Regions from separate parts of the Homo sapiens genome. Here region 2 is linked to region 1. A link is a loop called in an ENCODE intact Hi-C map of the cell type or tissue named here. Cell type or tissue: Caco-2. All regions are shown on one strand. Each heading gives the region's core, and the rest is flanking DNA. Links, peaks and the distances in the headings are about the cores only.

What was found. A loop is a pair of places that touch in the nucleus more often than their neighbours do. Peaks named below come from ENCODE experiments on the same cell type or tissue, not always from the same donor. Only the 100,000 strongest peaks of a DNase experiment are listed, where the experiment ranks them.
Region 2: a loop joins it to region 1, with 3 times the contacts of the local background. A loop is called at or near these places in 4 of 110 quality-filtered maps.

The regions. Positions count from the first base shown.
Region 1 is chr2:227,699,218-227,709,286 of GRCh38, forward strand. SLC19A3 (solute carrier family 19 member 3) reads right to left here. Exons shown (of 6, transcript NM_025243.4): 2 at 2,952-3,103; 3 at 1-347. The coding sequence starts at 3,101. Among named protein-coding and RNA genes, the nearest start is that of SLC19A3, 14 kb to the right of the region's middle. In Caco-2, for the core only: no CTCF peak of the experiment used is centred there; DNase peaks (open chromatin) are centred at 2,524, 4,164 and 7,844.
Region 2 is chr2:227,639,642-227,649,710 of GRCh38, forward strand. It overlaps the pseudogene LOC100420667. Among named protein-coding and RNA genes, the nearest start is that of SCYGR5, 22 kb to the right of the region's middle. In Caco-2, for the core only: no CTCF peak of the experiment used is centred there; a DNase peak (open chromatin) is centred at 4,710.

The DNA of each region.
Region 1 (10,069 bases), core at 481-8,480:
TTCGCCAGGGATACCAAGAGTTGAGCCAGCACCGACCCTGCTGTGTAGGCGGCCAGCGTGACGCTCCTGCAGTAGCCGCTCACTCTCTGGTAGTGCTCGGGGCTGACCACGCTGTATATGTAGGCGTAGTAGGCCACCTCGGCGGCGGTGACCATCCCATAGAAGAACTCTACAACCTGCATGGTCTTCACTCCTTGGCCAAACAACAGCAGCAGCCAGGTAATGATGAAACTGATACCTTGCAAGATGATGACTGGCTTGTAGCGGACATAATCGGTGAGGACAAACACAGGCAGCAGCAGCACCAGGTAGGAGTATGTCCAAACGGGGAAGATCTCATTTGTTATCTGCAAAGTTGGTAAATTGCATGACCACGAAGCACCGGTACTTTACTAAGGTACCTGTGGTTTGTATCTCAAATTCTGCCTCCAATTGGAAATTATTCGCATTACGGAGAAACATAATGAGAAAACTGATTTTCAAGGAAATCACAAGAAAAGATAGTCTCCTTTCCCATTGGTAAAAACCAATGTACACACTTAGATAAACCCCGGCAGAAAAATATATTGGCTTATTGTGCAATCTGAATTATGTATTAAGTTTAGATAGTATGTACAGTTGAGTAGATGAGTTAAAAAGTTTTTGGACACTTCTAAGATTTTCCGATTCTTTTTTTTTGAGGTGGAGTCTTGCTCAGCTGCCCAGGCTGGAGTGCAGTGGCCCGATCTTCGCTGACTGCAACCACCATCTCCCAGGTTCAAGCCATTCTCCCATCTCAGCCTCCTGAGTAGCTGGGATTACAGGCACCCGCCATCATGCCTGGCTAATTTTTGTATTTTAGAAGAGACGGGGTTTCACCATGTTGATCAGGTTGATCTTGAACTCCTGAACTTAGGTGATCCGCCCACCTCGGCCTCCCAAAGTGCTGGGATTATAGGCGTGAGCCACCGTGCCCGGCCCAAGATTCTTAAAAAATATAATTTCCTTCTTGTTTGAATATTAACATTAGACAAGTAGACCACAATGTTAAAAGAATCCAGGCCAGGCATGGTGGCTCACACCTGTAATCCCAGCACCTTGGGAGGCCGAGGCAGGCAGATCACGAGGTCAGGAGTTCGAGACCAGCCTGGCCAACATGATGAAACCCCGTCTACAACTAAAAACACAAAAATTAGCCATGAATGGTGGCAGACACCTGTAATCCCAGCTACTTGGGAGGCTGAGGCAGGAGAATCGCTTGAACCCAGGAGGCAGAGGTTGCAGAGAGCCGAGACTGTGCCACTGTACTCCAGCCTGGGCAACAGAGCAAGACTCCATCTGAACAACAACAACAAAAAGAATCCAACAGCCTTTATTTTCATGTGATCTATCACTACATCAAATATTTCAGCCCTTCCAACATCTGGAAAGATATGGGAAAATAGGGAAAGAGTAAATAACTTTGCCACATTATAGAGTGGAAGCAAATAATGTATCTCATTTTCCTTCATGGGCAAATTTGCTAGGTTCCCAACCTTCCCCCTGCTCCCCCTAACAATTCTGCTGATTTGTTTATGGCTCAATTTAATATGGATCATCTCACAGATTTAGTCAGAAATGCATGGGATCTCAATTTTCACAGTTGGAAGGACTGGAGTTGCTGATCTGTAGGGATGGGTGAGTGCCGCAGCCTCTCAAATCACTGAACGTACCCACCTTGACACCTGGATCACTGAGGTTGCTGGAGAAAGCAGGAGGCCACAGAGCAAAGACCACACAACTGAGCTGCTCCTTGGAGGGAAGGTCTGTTAACTGGTCCACAGTGGCTCGAGAAGCAGAACCCAGTGGATTCATTGAGTTGCTTCTGACCCTGCATCTGTCCTTTGTTGTCTTAATTGTGGCATGCTTCAACCTGAGCAACTCGGAAACAGGGTTGTCCCTAAGTGATCTGATGCTACAGAAGAAGCTTGCCTTTCTGTCTTTGCCACCTCACCACCCGAGGCACCCATCAGCCTTGCAGGCGAAGCCACACACTTTACACAGTGTTTTCAAGGCTAAGGCTGGAGATTGTAAAATCAGCCCAGGGTAATTTTGCAGTTAGGTCAGTGCATTTTCTTGTTGTACTTCTTATAAAGAAATGCGAGGCCGGTGGCGGTGGCTCACGCCTGTAATCCCAGCATTTTGGGAGGCCGAGGCGGGTGGATCTCTTGAGGCCAGAAGTTCGAGACCAGCCTGGCCAACATGGGGAAACCCTGTCTCTACTAAAAATACAAAAATTAGCCGAGCATGGTGGCTCATGCCCGTAGTCCCAGCTACTCGGGATGCTGAGGTAGGACAATTGTTTGAACCTGGGAGGCGGAGGTTGCAGTGAGCCAAAATCACCCCGTTGCACTCTAGCCTGCACAACAGAGTGAGACTCCATCTCAAACAAAAACAATTAAAAAAAAAAAAAAAGAAAGAAAGAAAGAAAAAGAAAGGCGTTGCTCTTTTAAGTAAGAGAAACTGGCATTCCAGAGAAGGAGGCAAGGGCTGGGAGATAAAGCTGTTAATGGCTCACCTGCTGGCAAACAGTGTCATAAAGAAATACCACAATTTTTTATGAGATCCTGCTTATCCCTCAGCAGCCTGAGAGTTTATTTAGATCTAGATCCTGTGCCTGCCAGTGATGCTATTTTAGGATTAGTATAATAGAATCAACGGAGACCTGAAAGTCTCCTATCATTAACACAAATGTTAGGACTCTATGCAAGTTAAAAATTTGTTAACACATGTAATATGTTTTGGCTGCAATTTTTTGCAAGTAAGAAGAGGAAATAGTTTGAAAAGTTCTATATGGGACACATATTATGAAAATCAGGCTCACTGAGTTTAATGTGTTCATCTTATATCAAGTTGAGGGAAGCCCTGTATCCTTGTTCAAGTCCCATAAAATTTAAAAAACCACATTAAGATATGTATGTATGTTAACTTACCTCTGCACTGGTCAGGTTTTTATCTGGTCCAGATAAATATGGGATAAGGAATGGTTCTGAGGGTCTCATCATGGAGAAAAAACCAAATAAGCAGAGGATCACAGTGGGGTAAATCCAGGAACTGCTTAGTGAAGTTCTGTAACAATCCATGGCTGATCAAATGGAAACAAAGAGAAAATTAAGTGATGCTTATTCTTTTTAGCATCCTTGATGCGATGAAAACCTGATTTTTTTTTTTTTTTTGAGATGGAGGGTCGCTCTGTTGTCCAGGCTGAAGTGCAGTGGCATGATCTCAGCCCATTGCAACCTGTGCCTCCCGGGCTCAAGCCATTCTCCTGCCTCAGCCTCCCAAGTAGCTGGGATTACAGGTGCCTGCCACCATGACTGGATAATTTTGTATTTTTAGTAGAGATGGGGTTTCACCATGTTGGCCAGGCTGGTCTTGAACTCCTGACCTCGAGTGAGGAAATTGCTTGAAATGCAAGCTTTAGACATAAAGCCCAATAGAGGATCTCATTTGTCACTGCACAGAAGAAACAAAAAACAAAAAACAATCATTGTATGGCAGCTATATTTGAAAACATCTTGCTATCTCATGTGAATTATCATGTGCACAGGAAAATTCACTAATTCCTCCACATTTTAGCTCAAGCTTTGCCTTATTGTAATGTTTATAGATTTTTGATGGTCCTGCATGTGGCTAAGTTCTCTGAGATACATTTATAGGAAGGAAACTAATTTGTTGTATGATGCTTTTCTGCATACTATCTCCTTAAATCTACATAATAACTGTAAGACAGATATCATTTCCCCACATTCCCAGAGGAGCATATGGAAGATCCAAGATGCCCAAACACTGGCTTCAAACCACATGATCAAGATCTGAATCCAGGTCTCCCTACTCCCATCAGGAATCTTTCACCCACTCCACTCTCCCTCATTCTGGAGGCCCCCTCAGCTACTGGTATTAACCTAATGACAACCACAGTGAGGGAAAAAACGTGTATTTATAAACACATTCACACTAAAGATTATGGTTACATATATAGAGCTTTTAGGGTCAATTGCAGTTTGAAAGCAGACGAGAGAGAAGGAAAAGCATTCTCATTCCGGAATAGCAAGTCTTACCTGGGTGGAATTCCAGGTATCCAGTGGGTGGGGAGCTTTACTAGGGGTTGGGGAGGTAGGAAGGACCTACTAGGTCACATCATTGCGGCTTGCCACTCACCCTACCCTTTCCCAAGGTGACCCCGACAGCTGCATAATTCCTCTCTTAAGTTCAATAGGGTAAACACTGTTTATGTCAACAAAGCCCTTGATTAAGCAGTGGAGAGACAAGAGCGATCAGATTTTGAAACTAGGATTACAGCATCAGTGAGCAATGCTGACAATGTGAAAATTTTGCCAAAGGCAAATTACAGTGACTGTTAACCTACTCCCTTAGTCCAGAAAACAGGGCTTTCTCTTCTTCCTGGAATGCTGCTGGGTTTGCTGGTGCTTTCTGTCTTCGTTGTTAATGATCTTATAGAAATGGCTGTCCTGGACAGGTGATCACTGAGGCTTGGTCATCTTCTGAAGAGTGGTCTTGCTGGGGTAGCATCTGCTGGCTCTATATCCAGAGCCTCCTCTCCACCTTTGCTGACCACGGATTTGTTCTCTAAATCCAGGTCATCATCTTCTCTGTGCATCTGAGACCTAGGACTATGCCACAGTGATCCACAGGCTGCTAAAAGCCTGCTGGATTATCTATCTTTTTATTTCTTTAGGTTTCTAATACAGCTGTCCAAATCGATTTAGTTGGGATGGTCAAGCAGAAAAAAACCTATAATAAGACATGCCCTACTAAAGTACAAGCCCAGGAGGGCAGGGCGTATTGCCTGGTCCACCACATTGTCTTAAGTGCCTAGCATAGCACCTAATACATAGCACTCAAGGAAGATGCTGAATGAATTGAATAAACAAACCACTACAGTCTACTTGAAGAAGGGTAAGGGTGAAAAGAGAGAAGTGTCAGGAACAGGCAAGAATCCAGGAGTTAGGGAAGACAATCTTATAGAAGGAAGGGCATGAGTCACGCCTCACCACTGAGAATAAATTCAAGTGCTGCCTGGTTTTCGTGAGTGCATCTCACTTCCTAGCTGCATGCCTTACAGGACAGAAAGGTCCTCAGATCTCCAAGTGTTTTACCATTTACGACTAGGACTATGATAATTGAATTACTTATGCAATCTTTTAAAATAATTTTTACATTTTGAAAATGATTTAATTTTTCTTGGAGCATTCTGTGAGGCACATGGAGGTGGTATGGTTGTCACTGGATAGATGGGGAAATGGAGGACTAAAGGTAGTAAGATTTGTGCTCATTTTCACCTTTAACAAACATCAGAGCCTGGACTTGGTCTCAGTTTCCTAATTCCAAGTTCAGCTATCTTTCCTCTTACCCTCTGTTTGAGACAGCCTGGCTATATCCTCAAAATTCCCATTCTAAACTGAGCATGGTGCCCAGCACTTTGGGAGGCTGAGGCAGGAGGGTCACTTGAGGCCAGGAGATCAAGGTGTCGGTGAGCTGTGATCACACCACTGCACTCCAGTCTGGGTGAGAGTGAGATCTTGTCTCAAAAATAAAAATAAAAATCCAATTTCAGTTTATTTTAAAACAGTGCTTTTCATATTGTGGTGTCAAGGAAATTTAGTATGGGGTTGCAAACAGCATTATTATTATTATTATTTGAGATGGAGTCTCACTGTTTTGCCCAGGCTGGAGTGCAGTGGCACGATTTCAGCTCACTGCAACCTCCGCTTCCTGGGTTCAAGTGATTCTCCTGCCTCAGCCTCCAGAGTAGCTGGGATTACAGGCACCCACCATGCCTGGCTAATTTTTGTGTTTTTAGTAGAGATGGGGTTTTGCCATGTTGGCCAGGCTGGTCTCAAACTCCTGACCTCAGGTGATCCGCCCGCCTCAGCCTCCCAAAGTGTTGGATTTTTTTAATGGTACAAAAAATGTTAACTATCAGAATGCATTGCAGAGAAAGGCTAAGCTTTTTTTCTGAAACTTCTGTTTGGGTCAGCAATATATAAATACAAATATATAATCATAATGTACACTATCTTACTATAGGACACGGTACTAAGTTAGAAGTTGTAGAGGAAGACTGGGCTCAGTGGATCATGCCTGTCATCTCAACACTTTGGGAGGCCAGGGCAGGATGACTGCTTGAGGTCAGGTGTTTGAGACCAGCCTGGACAACATAGCGAGGCCCTATCTCTTAAAAAAAAAAAAAAGGTATACATGTTCATGTATCTTTATAATACAATAATTTCTATTTCTTGGGGGTATATACCCAGTAACAGGAATGATGGGTCAAATGGTATTTCTGTTTCTAGATCTTTGAGGAATCGCCACACTGTCTTCCACAATGGTTGAAGTAATTTACGTTCCCACCAACAATGTAAAAGCATTTATTTTTCTCGGCAACCTGGCCAGTGGGAATGGAATGATGAGAACGCATGGACACATGGGGCGAACAACATGCCCTCGGGTCTGTCGGGGAAATGGGGAGGCGGGGGAGGAAGAATGGCTAATGGATGCTTGGCTTATACCAAGGTGATGAGTTGATCTGTGCAGCAAACCACCATGGCAAACGTTTACCTGTGTAACAAACCTGCACATCCTGCACATGTACCCCAGAACTTAAAATAAAAGTTGATGAAAAAACAAACAAACAAAGATTTAGCGTGGTGTGGTGAAGCATGCCTGTAATCCTAGCTACTTGGGAGGCTGAGGTGAGAGGATGACTTTAGCCCAGGAGTTCGAGGCTGCAGTGAGCTGTAATCATGCTGCTGCACTCCACTCTGGGCGACAGAGTGAGATCCTGTCTGAAAAAAAAAAATGCAGAAGAAAAAATGCACTAAATATGAACACATGTCCCTTATAAACATAGTAACCACCTGTGCTGTTTGGGAGGATCACTTCCTCCACAACAAAGTATTATTCTGGAATAGACTGTTCTTTTGTCTTTTTTCCATTTATCATTCCATTTTGATCCCGTCATATTATCCGCCTCTAAAAAAGTGCTCTAAACGTCCCTTTGCTTCCACTGCTTCTAAGGTGAGGACATGAATTGACTTGATTTTCTGAGTTCATACCTGTGAAAGCCAGATGTTTACCTTTCCCCTTCATTTTCTGTGTGTTCCAAATCACAAGATAGTCCTTTTAAAAGTTACTCCTGTAGCAGTCATCTTCACCCATTATTATAAGCTCTATCACTTTTTAAAAAGGTACAAGAACACTGTGTAAACGGTAGATTAAAAATTTTAAAAGGCTGGGTGTAGTGGCTCATGCTTGTAATCCCAGCGCTTTGGGAGGCTGAGGCAGGTGGATCACCTGAGGTCAGGAGTTCAAGACTAGCCTGGCCAACAGAGTGAAACCCCATCTCTACTAATAACGCAAAAATTAGTCGGTTGCGGTGGTGGGTGCCTGTAATCCCAGCTACTTGGGTGGCTGAGGCAGGAGAATCACTTGAACCCGGGAGATGGAGGTTGCAGTGAGTGGAGATCATGCCACTGCACCCCAACCTGGGCAACAGAGAACGACTGTGTTAATAACAACAACAAAAGGCACATTCCCTAAACAAAAGTCAGCCTATCAGGCTCTCACGATTTGAAACATGCAGTGAAGATGCTGAAAGTAGAAAGAAAGAGTCAATTCATCAGCTGCTCTTTTTAGCAGAGACTCAGAGCAGCTAAATCCACAACAGACCTTACCTTGGTGGACTTGGACGCACAGGAGAGAGTTTACAGTGGCACAGTGTTAGCTACAACAGCAGATTGAGGAGGTGAACCCTGAGCTTTGGCCTTTGCTCCACTCCAGAGCTACAGTGACCCTGGGCGGGTCTCCCTGCTGCACCTGCACGGCAGACCAGAGTGCACTTGTCCCCTGACCCTGTTGCAGCACACCACATGAGCCCTGAAGAAAATGGCCACAGACACTGTGGGGATACACAGAGGCGCTGATCCAGCCAACATCTTTGACTTTGAATGAGCCAACACCTTTGCATTGCAAGTGGTCACTTCAGTTGCCTTGGAACTGATGGGTTCCTTTCTTCTTTTGCTGGTAGAAAAATAATTATTTTTCAGCCAGGCGCGGTGGCTTATGCCTGTAATACTACCACTGTGGGAGGCCAAGTCAGGTGGATCGCTTGAGCTCAGGTGTTCGAGACTAGCCTGAGCGACACGGTGAAACCCTGTCTCTACAAAAATACAAAGTTAGCCAGGCATGGTGATGCGCACCTGTAATCCCAGCTACCTGGGAGGCTGAGGTGGGAGGATCACTGAAGACCTGAAGGCGGAGGTTGCAATGAGCTGAGATGGTGCCACTGCACTCCAGCCGGGCAACGGAGCAAGACCCTGTTCTCAAAAAATATACAATAAAATAAAATATAATAAAAAAAAACAAATTTAAAAAATAATGGAAATAATTATTTTTCATATTATGAAAAAAGCCACAGCTGTCCCACCAAGGGATGCTTCAGTTCTCTACTGTTTGGCCTCCAGCTTCTCTCAATCTCTATTTTTTTTGAGACAGAGTCTCACTCTATTGCCCAGGCTGGAGTCCAGTGGTGCAATTTCAGCTCACTACAACCTCTGCCTCCCAGGTTCAAGCAATTCTCCTGCTTCAGCCTCCCAAGTAGTTGAGATTACAGGTGCCTGCCACCATGCCTGGCTAGTTTTTTGTATTTTTAGTAGAGACGGGATTTCACCATGTTGGCCAGGCTGGTGTTGAACTCCTGACCTCAGGTGATCCACTTGCCTTGGCCTCCCAAAGTGCCAGGATTACACATGTGAGCCACCGCGCCCAGCCTGAATCTGTATTTGGAGCCCATTGCCATGTATTCCACATAAGGCCACATTGTTTACTGCTGGCTCCCCTTCTTTGGGGTACGTGGGGTGCCACAGCCTTTTGAAAAAAACTCTCTTGCTAGCATACCTAATCCTACTTCATTTTAAAATGCTCTTAGTTTTCTTTTTTTTAATCTCCCACAAAAGTTAACTTGTATTTTGACTATGAATGAATTTGGCAGGAGTGGCTTCTCATGATTTTTGTTTTTATCTGCCTTGCAACCTATTACATGTTTGCAAAATTTCTTTTTATGCAACCTATTACACAGTTGTAGTCTCTTTGTATCAGAGTTCAATTTTTTCTTTCTTCTTTTATTTCAATTATTACCATGTTATTGGCTTTTCCACTTTTAACCATCTCCTTAAATTGTTCTTTCCACCTGGCAGCCGGACACGGTGGCTCATGCCTGTAATCCCAGCATTTTGGGAGGCTGAGGCGGGAGGATTGCTTGAGCCCAGGAGAGCCTGGCAACATAGTGAGACCCTGTCTCTATCAAACAAACAAACAAACAAACAAACAAACAAACCAAAAAAACAACAAAAAAAACTTTCCAACTGGCTGCAGGCTAACCTTCTTTGATAGATAAATGCTTTCACAATAATTATAAGTGTTTAGTTGATTTTTAATACTATCTCTGAAACTGTCAGTGTTCTTATAGTGACTGCAAGATAAGTTCATTTGTCATCCTAATTCTGTAGCATAGAAAAACTAAGGTTTTTGTTTATTTGTTTTTAGTGGGAAACAAAAAAAAATTACTTCATTGCTAGGATCTCATTTGGAGTGAGTTACAAATGAAGATTGGAACTCACATCTCCTGGGTTTGCTGCTGTATTTCCTTCAGTGAGTCTTATCTCAGAGTCACTGTGCGGATTAAGACCTTTCCATAGTTGTGCACACAACAATGTTCACGTATTGTTCATATATGCATTGGGGAATCATATTGGATCTAAGCTAATTTGGACCTTATTTAAATTTCAGACATGGATAGTGTCCTATTTCCTAATCCATAGGTTGTCTGTATCTATCTCTAAGTGCATATACTTAAAAGCCCTATGTCCACAAATATTTCCAAGTATATTTTCCATTTTTGTAGGGTAAACAACTGTTAAAAAGCAAGAACTGCAGAAACTGAGGCCGGGCACTGTGCCTCATGCCTGTAATCCCAGCACTTTGGGAGGCTGAGGCGGGTGGATGACTTGAGGTCAGGAGTTCAAGATCA
Region 2 (10,069 bases), core at 1,183-9,182, 59 kb before region 1:
CCTGCCTGATTTACGTTCCTTGTTCTGTTTCTTGTCTTTTGTTGCCTTAATTAAGTTTAAAAACACTTTCCCTCCCTTCATTAGCTTGTTAGTACTATCTTATTGTATTATTCTTTTAGTAGTTACCATATATATTATAGCATGAATTTTTGACCTAGCAGAGTCTACCCTAAAATAGTATTTTCACCACTTCTTTGACAATACAAGGATTTTGCAATACTTTAAATTTATTATTTCCCCTTCCTTTTGTGCTATTACCATCATAAATTTTAACTGTACATATATTTTTATTTATTTATTTTTTTGAGATGGAGTCTTGTTCTGTCGCCCAGGCTAGAGTGCAATAGTGGGATCTCGGCTCACTGCAACATCCGCCTCCCAGGCTCAAGCGATTATCCTGCCTCAGCTTCTCCAGTAGCTGGGATTACAGGCACCTGCCACCACGCCCAGCTAATTTTTGTATTTTAGTAGAGATGGGGTTTCACCATGTTGGCCAGGCTGGTCTCAAACTCCTGACCTCAAGTGATCCGCCCGCCTTGGCCTCCCAAAGTGCTGAGATTACAGGTATTAACCATCGTGCCCGGACTCTACATATATTTTTAAAACTAGAAACATTAGGCCAGGTGCGGTGGCTCACATCTGTAATCCCAGAACTTTGGGAGGCTGAGGCAGGTGGATCACTTGAGGTCAGGAGTTGGAGACCAGCCTGGCCAACATGGTGAAACTCCTTCTCTACAAAAACTACAAAAAAATTAGCCAGGTATGGTGGTGCACACCTGTCATCCCAGCTACTTGAGTGGCTGAGGCTCGAGAATTGCTTGAACCTGGGAGGCAGAGCTTGCAGTGAGCTGAGATTGCACCACTTCACTCCAGCCTGCGCGAATCTGTCTTAAAAATCAAGATTTGCTTAGATTTACTTATATGTTTATTCTTTCCAGTATTATTTTTCCTATATTATTGCAATGCTAATGGTGATCATTTTCATTCTGCCTAAAGAATTCCCTTTATATTTCTTTTAGTGTAAGCCACAATAATTTTGCTTAATTTTTTTGTCTTAAAAATTCTTTATTTTGACTTAATTTTTGAGGAATATCTTTGCTTAGCATAAAATTCTAGGCTAGCAGTTCTTTACTTTTCACACTTTAAAAATATTCTTGGGAGGAGGGCAAAAGTTGAAAAACTACCAATTGGGTAATATGCTCACTAGCTGGGTGATGGGATCAATTGTATCCCAAACCTCAGCCTCAAGCAATATACCCATGTAACAAACCTGCACATGTACTTCCTGAATCTAAACCAAAAGGTGCAATTATTTTTAAAAGATAAAAATAAAAATAACAGGCTGGGCGTGGTGGCTTACGCCTGTAATCCCAGCACTTTGGGAGGCCAAGGTGGGCAGATCACGAGGTCAGGAGTTCGAGACCAGCCTGGCCAATATGGTGAAACCCCATTTCTACTAAAAATACAAAAATTAGCCGGGCATGGTGGCATGCACCTGTAGTCCCAGCTACTTGGGAGTCTGAGGCAGAAGAATCGCTTGAACCCGGGAGGCAGAGGTTGCAGTGAGCTGAGATCGTGCACTGCACTCCAGCCTGGACAATGGAGCAAGACTCCGTCTCTAAATAAATAAATAAATAAATAGAAATAAAAATTAAAATGTTGTTTCATTGTTTTCTGGCTTCCAGTATTTCTGTTGAAAATTCAGATGTCATCATTACTAATACTCCTTAGAAAGAAACGCATCTGACCTTCATTTTATAGCCAAACAGACTAGAAAACTTTAAGGCCACAGAGCATGTCAAAGATTATGCTGCCAGTAATGTTCAGCCAAGGAAAATATTTTCAGATGTTTATTTCGGATTAACTTGGTATATAGAATGAAATACATTGTTACACAGAAAACGAGAAGCAACATCGAATTCCTTGAAGTGTTCTCCAACCAGCATCCACCACCTCCTTAGCTCATTTACTTCATGATTAATCTAAATCAAATACTTCATATTTTTAAACTACTGTGTGATATAGTATTTAGACATAGTTTTATAGAACAGCTTCACTTCTGTAACAGCTCTCAGAATATTTGATAAGTCATTTCAAAAAGAAATAGATACGCTCTGACTATACAAGCAGGACAATTGGGAGTGAAAACTAAACTTAGTCAAAATTAGAATCGCATCTTATTATACTGTGTCGCTAAATCAGACAAAATAAAAGCCTAACAATATATTACTGCTTAAGAACTTCAGGTATCCTCCTGATTAGGAATCTTAGTCAAGTCGTAAGAGAAAGTTGATTCAAATGGGAATATAGTTTCATTGCCTCTTGTAGGAAGCCTTAGGCATAACATTGCAAAATGCTATTCAGAGGAACTGGAAGAATAAATAAACATGTTTTGTTGCTTCAGGTTTAGGTAGTTAAAAGAAAGAAATGGTAAATACTTACACGGCTATGGTTATAAAGAGCATAAAACTTGACTTGAATATCAAGAGACCAGCATAGTGCACCCAAATATTAGTTGTGAAATGCATGGGACATAGAGAACCTCCATCTGCTCCTGAGAAGATCACCAAGGGCAACTCACCCGGAAGATCCCAGATGACTTTGATGTAGCCACTGTGAAGGCTGCCACGGCTCCTAAAATAAAATAAAATAAAATAAAATGAAATAAAATAAAATAAAAAATAAACTACATCTTGTTAATCCATGTACAGTAAAATAGCACACGGTTTTGTTAAAATCCACAGTTACAGAAGCACTGAAGCGTTTTCAGACTAAGGTAAAAAAAAAATGCTGACTTATTGTGAACTTTGAATGAAAAATTGCTTGATCCACCTCTGTGAACTGTACATATCATTTTCTCTTAAGGGTTGAAATAGACCAATTGAATTTAGGCTTTCGTAAATCATAGACTGGAGAGGACCCATGGAGAGGGCCATTTTTTTCTTTCCTCTTCCCTTTGCAGATGTTAAAACTCAGGCTTAGAAACCTGGTGTCAAATAAAAAGAATATATATGTGACTTAGATAGGAGAGGCTTTATTTAGAAGAAAGGCTATTGCAATAAAAAGAACTCTCTGATTGCAGAAATCTGCATGACTCAAGATCAAACAGAAAAAGGATTTACTTTTATAGGGTAAAGAGGGTACAAGCAGACATAAGCAGAATCTCTGCAGAGGAAGCTGGATTCACAGGGGGAAATGGTCAGTGGCGTTTGACAGGAAAGTATCCCACTGTGGTCAGCCAATTCCCGTTTGGAGCTGATAAGGGTGACACATTCCACATTTTTTTGTGTTTGCTCAGGGTTTGGAGTAAGCAACATTTAGGGGTCTGTAGGAAAGCCAGGAGCCTGACTAAAGTCTGGTCAAGACAAACAGAGGGTAAGAAATGGGAAACTGAATGCTTGGTCATTGGCTTGAGGTGCACAAGGTCTGCAGCCTAAAGTTTCCTAATGTGTGGTGCCTGCTCTTTTCCCCCCCGCCCTTTCTGTGAGCCTATTACCAATGCCCTAGGAAGGATGGCCTCTCTCTCTTTGCCCTTGTCTCTCTTTTCTCTTTCCTTTCTGTAACACCATTTAAAAATTTTCCTCAAGATCCCTGGCAGATGCCAAGCTTTTCTCTCTCTCTCTCTCTCTCTCTCTCTCTCTCTCTCTCTCTATATATATATATATATATATATATATATATATATATATATAGAGAGAGAGAGAGAGAGAGAGAGAGAGAGAGAGAGACAGAGAGAGAGAGACAGAGAGACAGAGAGAGAGAGAGAGATGGGATCTCGCTATATTGACCAGGCTGGTCTCGAACTCCTGGCCTCAAGCAATCCTCCCATCTTGGCCTCTCAAATATTAGGATTACAGGTGTGAGCCACTATGCCTGGCCTGGTCATTCCCTTCTTTATTTGTTCCTTCCTTCCTTCTTTTCTTCCTTCCTTCTTTCCTTCATTTGTTAAACCAGCAAGTACTTTTGAGGTTCTCTGTGGAACAACATAGTGGTAAATTTTGGGTCCTTGCTTTGAAAACAATGCAGCCTAGTGGGGAAATTAGATAAATAAATTTAAGTTAATAAATAAATAAATAAATACGGTATGATAAAGATTATAAAAGAGTTCTGTTGGGATGCTGAGGCGGGTGGATCACCTGAGGTCAAGAGTTCGAGACCAGCCTGACCAACATGGTGAAACCCCATCTCTACTAAAGATACAAAAATTAGGGGGGCTGAGGCAGGAGAATTGCTTGAACCCGGGAGGCGGAGGTTGTAGTGAGCCTAGATCACGCCATTGCACTCTAGCCTGGGCGACAAAGCGAGACTCATTATCTCCCTCAACCCCCACCCAAAAGCTCTGACCCTAATCCAAATCTGATCTAGTGGTTGTCAACCAGGGGTATTTTTGCCTTCTAGCAGACAGGTGGCAATATTTGAAGACAGTTTTGGTTGTCACAATGGGGTGCATCCTGGCACCTAGTGGCTTACGGGCATACAATGTTGCTGAACATCCTACAGAGCTCAGAACAGTGCCCTCGACAAAGAATTGCCCAGCCCAAGAGGCCAGCAGTGCAGAGGATGAAACAGCGATCCGATCCCTGACCTAATCAACCAAGTGTTAGGAATTTTCAGGGAGGGAAATGACAAGAATGTGAGCTCAACAATGGGCCCCGCCATGTTCAATAAACAGGTGGGTGTGGAACAACCTAACTTTAAAATAAACAGCTTCAAAGTCTCATTTGATGTGAAAGCTTTGTTTTGTCAGGAAAATACATGCAGATTGTTGGGCTAACTTCAAAGACAGCTCTGGGGCCTGCCCTTTGTACCCTGGAGTATTAATGCCTGTGTCAGCCCACCTCTCCCTCCTTGCACCACACTGCCTTTGGAAGAGTGTTTTAAAGCTCACAAAGTATATTCTGGGAGAGATGAGGAGTGCCTGGACAAGCATCTCAAACTCTCCAAACTACTGTAGCTTCTGAGCCAGGAGGAAGGTTTTGCCCAAGCGGAAGGCCCAGGATGGACCTTGAAGGGTGAACCCAGGCGTGGGAGCTGAAACCCTCAGTACCCCAGAGACCTTCCCAAGATTTCTCTTGGTTGCTCAGTCTTCTTGCCTTTTTCCTGTCAGACAACACAAATATCAGAAATTCATCTTTAGATAAGGAGGAAGGAGACACCAGCCAACTCAAGGGACAGCAATGATACTCAGGCTGGGAACCCTGATATTTATAAGATAGCTCCAAGAGCAGAAGCTTTCAAACTTCTTTGACCATAGCCTGAGAAAAATATATTTTATATATTAATTAGTACATATATATGTGTGTGAACAGAATTTTTGCAAAACAAAATGTACCCTTACAAGCTGATATGCTCCCTATTCTATACTAGACAAGTCTACTCCGATTTAAAAATGCTGGTCAGCAACCCACTATATTGAATTCAAGATCCACAATCTCTAAAGGGCCAGGTAGTGAATACTTACGGCTTATGAGCCACATATCCTGTTTTACAAGTCTTGTTGCATATTTTTTTTTCTACAATCCCTTAAAAAGGTAAAACTATTAGCTGCGGTCAACTTTGGCTTAGGTCAGTTTATGCATATCAGGTTTGAAGACCATTACCGTGAGTGTGCCCACCTTATGGTAATGTAGTCTGCAAACCACATTTTATTATTATTTTTTGACACAGGGTCTCACTGTCATCCAGGATGGAGTACAGTGGTGCGATCTTAGCTTTCTGCAGGCTTGACCTCCTGGGTTCAAGTGATTCTCTTGCCTCAGCCTCCTGAGTGGCTGGGACAACAGGCGAACGCCACCAAACCCGGCTAATTTTTTTACATTTTTTGTAGAGATGGGGTTTCATCATGTTGCCCAGGCTGGTCCACATGCCTCGGCCTCCCAAAGTGTTAGGATTACAGGCATGAGCCATCACACCTGGCCTTTCAAACCACATTTTAAAGACTAGAGTTATTGAAAGATTCCAGAAAGAAAAAAAGTTTTTTTTGTTATTTTTTTTCCCAAGAGTCTTGCTCTGTTGCCCAGGCTGGAGTGCAGTGGCAAGATCTCAGCTCACTGCAACCTCCACCTACCAGGTTCAAGTGATTCTTGTGCCTCCCGAGTAGTTGAGATTACAGGTGCATGCCAGCATGCCTGGCTAATTTTTGTATTTTTAGTAGAGATGGGGTTTCACCACATTGGCCAGGCTGGTCTTGAACTCCTGACCTCATGATCCACCCACCTCGGCTTCCCAAAGTGCTGGGATTACAGGTGTGAACCACCGTGCCCAGCCTGTTTGTTTTACGAGACAAAGTCTCACTCTGTCACTCAGGCGGGAGTGCAGTGGCACAATCATAGCTCACCGAAGCCTAGAACTCCTGGGCTCAAGTGACCCTCCTGGCCTCAGCTTCCCCAGTTGCTAGGACTACAGGCACACACCACCATGCCCAGCTAATTAAAACAAATTTTTTTTTTTTATAGAGACAGGGTCTCACTATGTTGGCTGGGCTGGTCTTAAACTCCTGGCCTCCCCACCTCAGCCTCCCAAAGCTCTGGGATTACAGGCATGAGCCACCTTGCCTGCCTGAAAAGAGTTTTGATAGTTTAACCTTAAACCATCTAACTCTTCATGGTCAAACCATAATTGGCCAGCAGGACACCAGTTTGTAGCTCCTGTTTTTAGGGATGAGTGTAACTTTATCTTCCATGTATACCTTTTTCAATGTTTTATTACATTAGTTGCCTCTTTTAAATTTGTGACAAAACTCTTCTTTTTCAAACTACTTGGTAGTTGGTGTTGAAATCACTACAACAGGATTATTGAAGAATACAATTTGAAAGTTGTGTTATTTATTTTATGTTCAAGAAAATTAAATAAAAACAACTATTTTTTACCCAAGATACTACAGTACACAATTACCTCCGAATGCATGATATCTTTTGATCTTTAAAGCAATCCTGTGCAGCTACCCAGGAGGCTGAGGCAGGAGAATGGCTTGAACCAGGGAGCTGGAGGTTGCAGTGAGCCGAGATCGTGCCACTGCACTCCAGCCTGGTGACAGAGCCAGACCCCATCTCAAAAAAAAAAAAAAAAGAAAAAAAGCTATCCTGTGAAATAAACTAGCAGATATTGTTCTGGCCTTTTAAGAGAAGAGAAAATGGATTGCTAGAATTTTCATTGATTTGCCTACTTGGCAAATGATAGAACATAGATAAAAAAATTGAGCCCAGGGGCCAGGCACGGTGGCTCACGCCTGTAATCCCAGCACTTTGGGAGGCTGAGGTGGGTGGATCACGAGGTCAGGAGTTCAAGACCAGTCTGGCCAACACAGTGAAACCCCGTCTCTACTAAAAATACAAAAAATTAGCCAGGCGTGGTAGTGTGCACATGTAATCCCAGCTACTCGGGAGGCTGAGGCAGGAGAATCGCTTGAACCCAGGAGGTGGAGGTGGCAGTGAGCTGAGATGGTGCCACTGCACTCCCTCCTGGGCGACAGAGCGAGACTCTTTCTCTAAGAAAAAAAAAATTGAGCCCAGTGTTTTTTTATTTTTATTTTTTAATCTAGTCACTAGCTTCATTATAAACAGCAAAAATATCAATTAAATATGTGTTGTATACTTGACGTAGCGTAGGTCTTGTAATATCAGTTCTTACTATCTTACTTTTTTCAGGGCTCTATTGCACTGAAATGCATTGATTGGAGTTACTTCCGAACAGGTCTAATTTTTTACCATGGAGTATCTTACAACATGGAGCAGCACATTTTCTGCACATTGATGAGATAAAGTCTTATATACCTAGACCCAAAGGTTTCAAGGGCTTCTACTGCTCCATTATATATTGATAGGGTTTGACTGTATCCCCATCCAAATCTCTTCTTGAATTGCAGCTCCCATAATTCCCACGTGTTGTGGGAGGGACCCAGTGGGAGATAATTGAATCATGGGGGTAGTTTCCCCCGTACTGTTCTCATGATAGCAAATAACTCTCATAAGATCTGACAGTTTTATAAGGGGTTTCCCCTTTCGCTTGGCTCTCATTCTCTCTTGCCTGCTGCGATGTAATCAGTGACTTTGCTCCTCCTTTACCTTCTGCCATGATTGTGAGGCCTCTGCAGCCATGCTGAACTGTGAGTCAATTAAATCTCTTTCCTTATAAATTACCCAGTCTTGGGTATGTCTTTGTCAGCAGCATGAAAATCGACTAATACATGTATTGTGAAACTTTGAGATGGTGCCTTGTAATCCCATAGGATTTGAACATAGTTTAACATCTGGTTAAAACCTGTTGTGGAAAAAGCCCACCACAGGGGTCAGTAAAAGAGATGCTTCGAGGAGTAGCACTCCTGCAAATCCCGGGACCACTGCACAAAATCTCTCAAAGCCACATTGCTTGGCTTTGGGGTGCCCCACTGCTGGCATCCAGGTCCCCTGAAACAGTGAATAATTCCGAGTGAACTGCTTTGTGATCCTTGTGAGATTCCTCTAAGATGGCGTCCTCTCCTGGTGGCTTTTGAGGAGTTTCTTTTTTGGGTTTTGCATGAAAAAAACATGCTCTTTTTGGGCATTGGTAGAAAAGGTGAGAAAAGGAAGGCCACGGAGACAGAGGCCAAGGATATGACGTTGAGGTAAAAGTACAACAGGTTCACCGGGGATACCAAGAGTCGGGCCAGCACCGACCCTGCTGTGTAGGTGGCCAGCGTGACACTCCTGCAGTAGCCGCTCACTCTCTGGTAGTGCTCGGGGCTGACCACGCTGTATATGTAGGCGTAGTAAGCCACCTCGGCGGCAGTGACCATCCCGTAGAAGAACTCTACAACCTGCACGGTCTTCACTCCTTGGCCAAACAGGAGCGGCAGTCAGGTAATGATGAAACTAATAATACCTTGCAAGATGATGACTGGCTTGTAGCGGACGTAATCGGTGAGGACAAACACAAGCAGCAGCAGCACCAGGTAGGAGTATGTCCAAACGGGGAAGATCTCATCTGTCATCTGCAAGATTAAGTGGGGAGAGTGCAAAGACAAAAAAACATCAGGACGTGAAATACACCCTGGGCCTCTGACACTTAACATTATCAAGATGAGATGTATCAACCCCAGGACGCACTGCTTGGCCTTTGCCAAAGTGGGTCTAGTTTCATGGTTTACATGAATTTCTAACAATACTTTGGAAAGCAATGGGAAACTGAAATTCAGGGAAACAAATTGAATGACAGATATTCATAAGGTGAGAATTTATATTTCCAGGTGTAAAAAACACAGCAGCTATTATCTTAGTTATCAGCCTTTTAAACTTTATAAATGTAATTTGATCTGCAATAAGCTATGGAGGCTAGGAAAAGAGGCCATAATGGATAAATTAATCTGTTTACACTTGACAGGATTTCCAGAACAATCTAGGGCTGCTCAGATACTGTTGCTTACTAGCATGTAACAAAATAGTTTATTCCTCTTCACAGTGAGAACCAAAAGGTCAAAAAGGATGTTTCAGTACTGGAAAAACCTGACCGCCTTCTTTCCCTTTGATATCCATCAGTACAAAACTGAGGAGCCCATTGCGTTACCATCTCGGTGATCAGGAAAATATGGAACAAATGACCAGTTTGAGATTGAATGTCAGAGGAAGAAATGTGTGTGTTTATCTTCTACTCTTCCGTTTTCTTCACTTTACTTTTTTGGGCTGCCCTGGAGGAACCATAAGAAACTACTTAGTAGCTCTCTCATTCAAGACAATTTTGGCCACAGTTTCTCTTGGAACTGCTGGCACTGGCCAATTATCGGCGCCTATCTGTCGTAAGTGATTATTTCACTTTCTATAAGGGGAATGTACAGTGGGTGGAGGATGACACAAAGGCGGTTGGGGTAGACCTTCTCAAATCCCTGTCCTCTGAATTTCTAGACTACCAAAATAAATCCACAGATTTACTGAGCCTGAGAATGCCCTTTGCTATGACCTAATCTGTGTCCTCATGCTTTGGGTTCCCAGGTAGACTTTTACCCAAGCACTCTTGAAGTTTGGTAGAACTTTATTCTTGCTGTTTTTGGCTTTTGGGTATAGTCACTAACATGGTAAAAGCTGTATGCCAGATATGC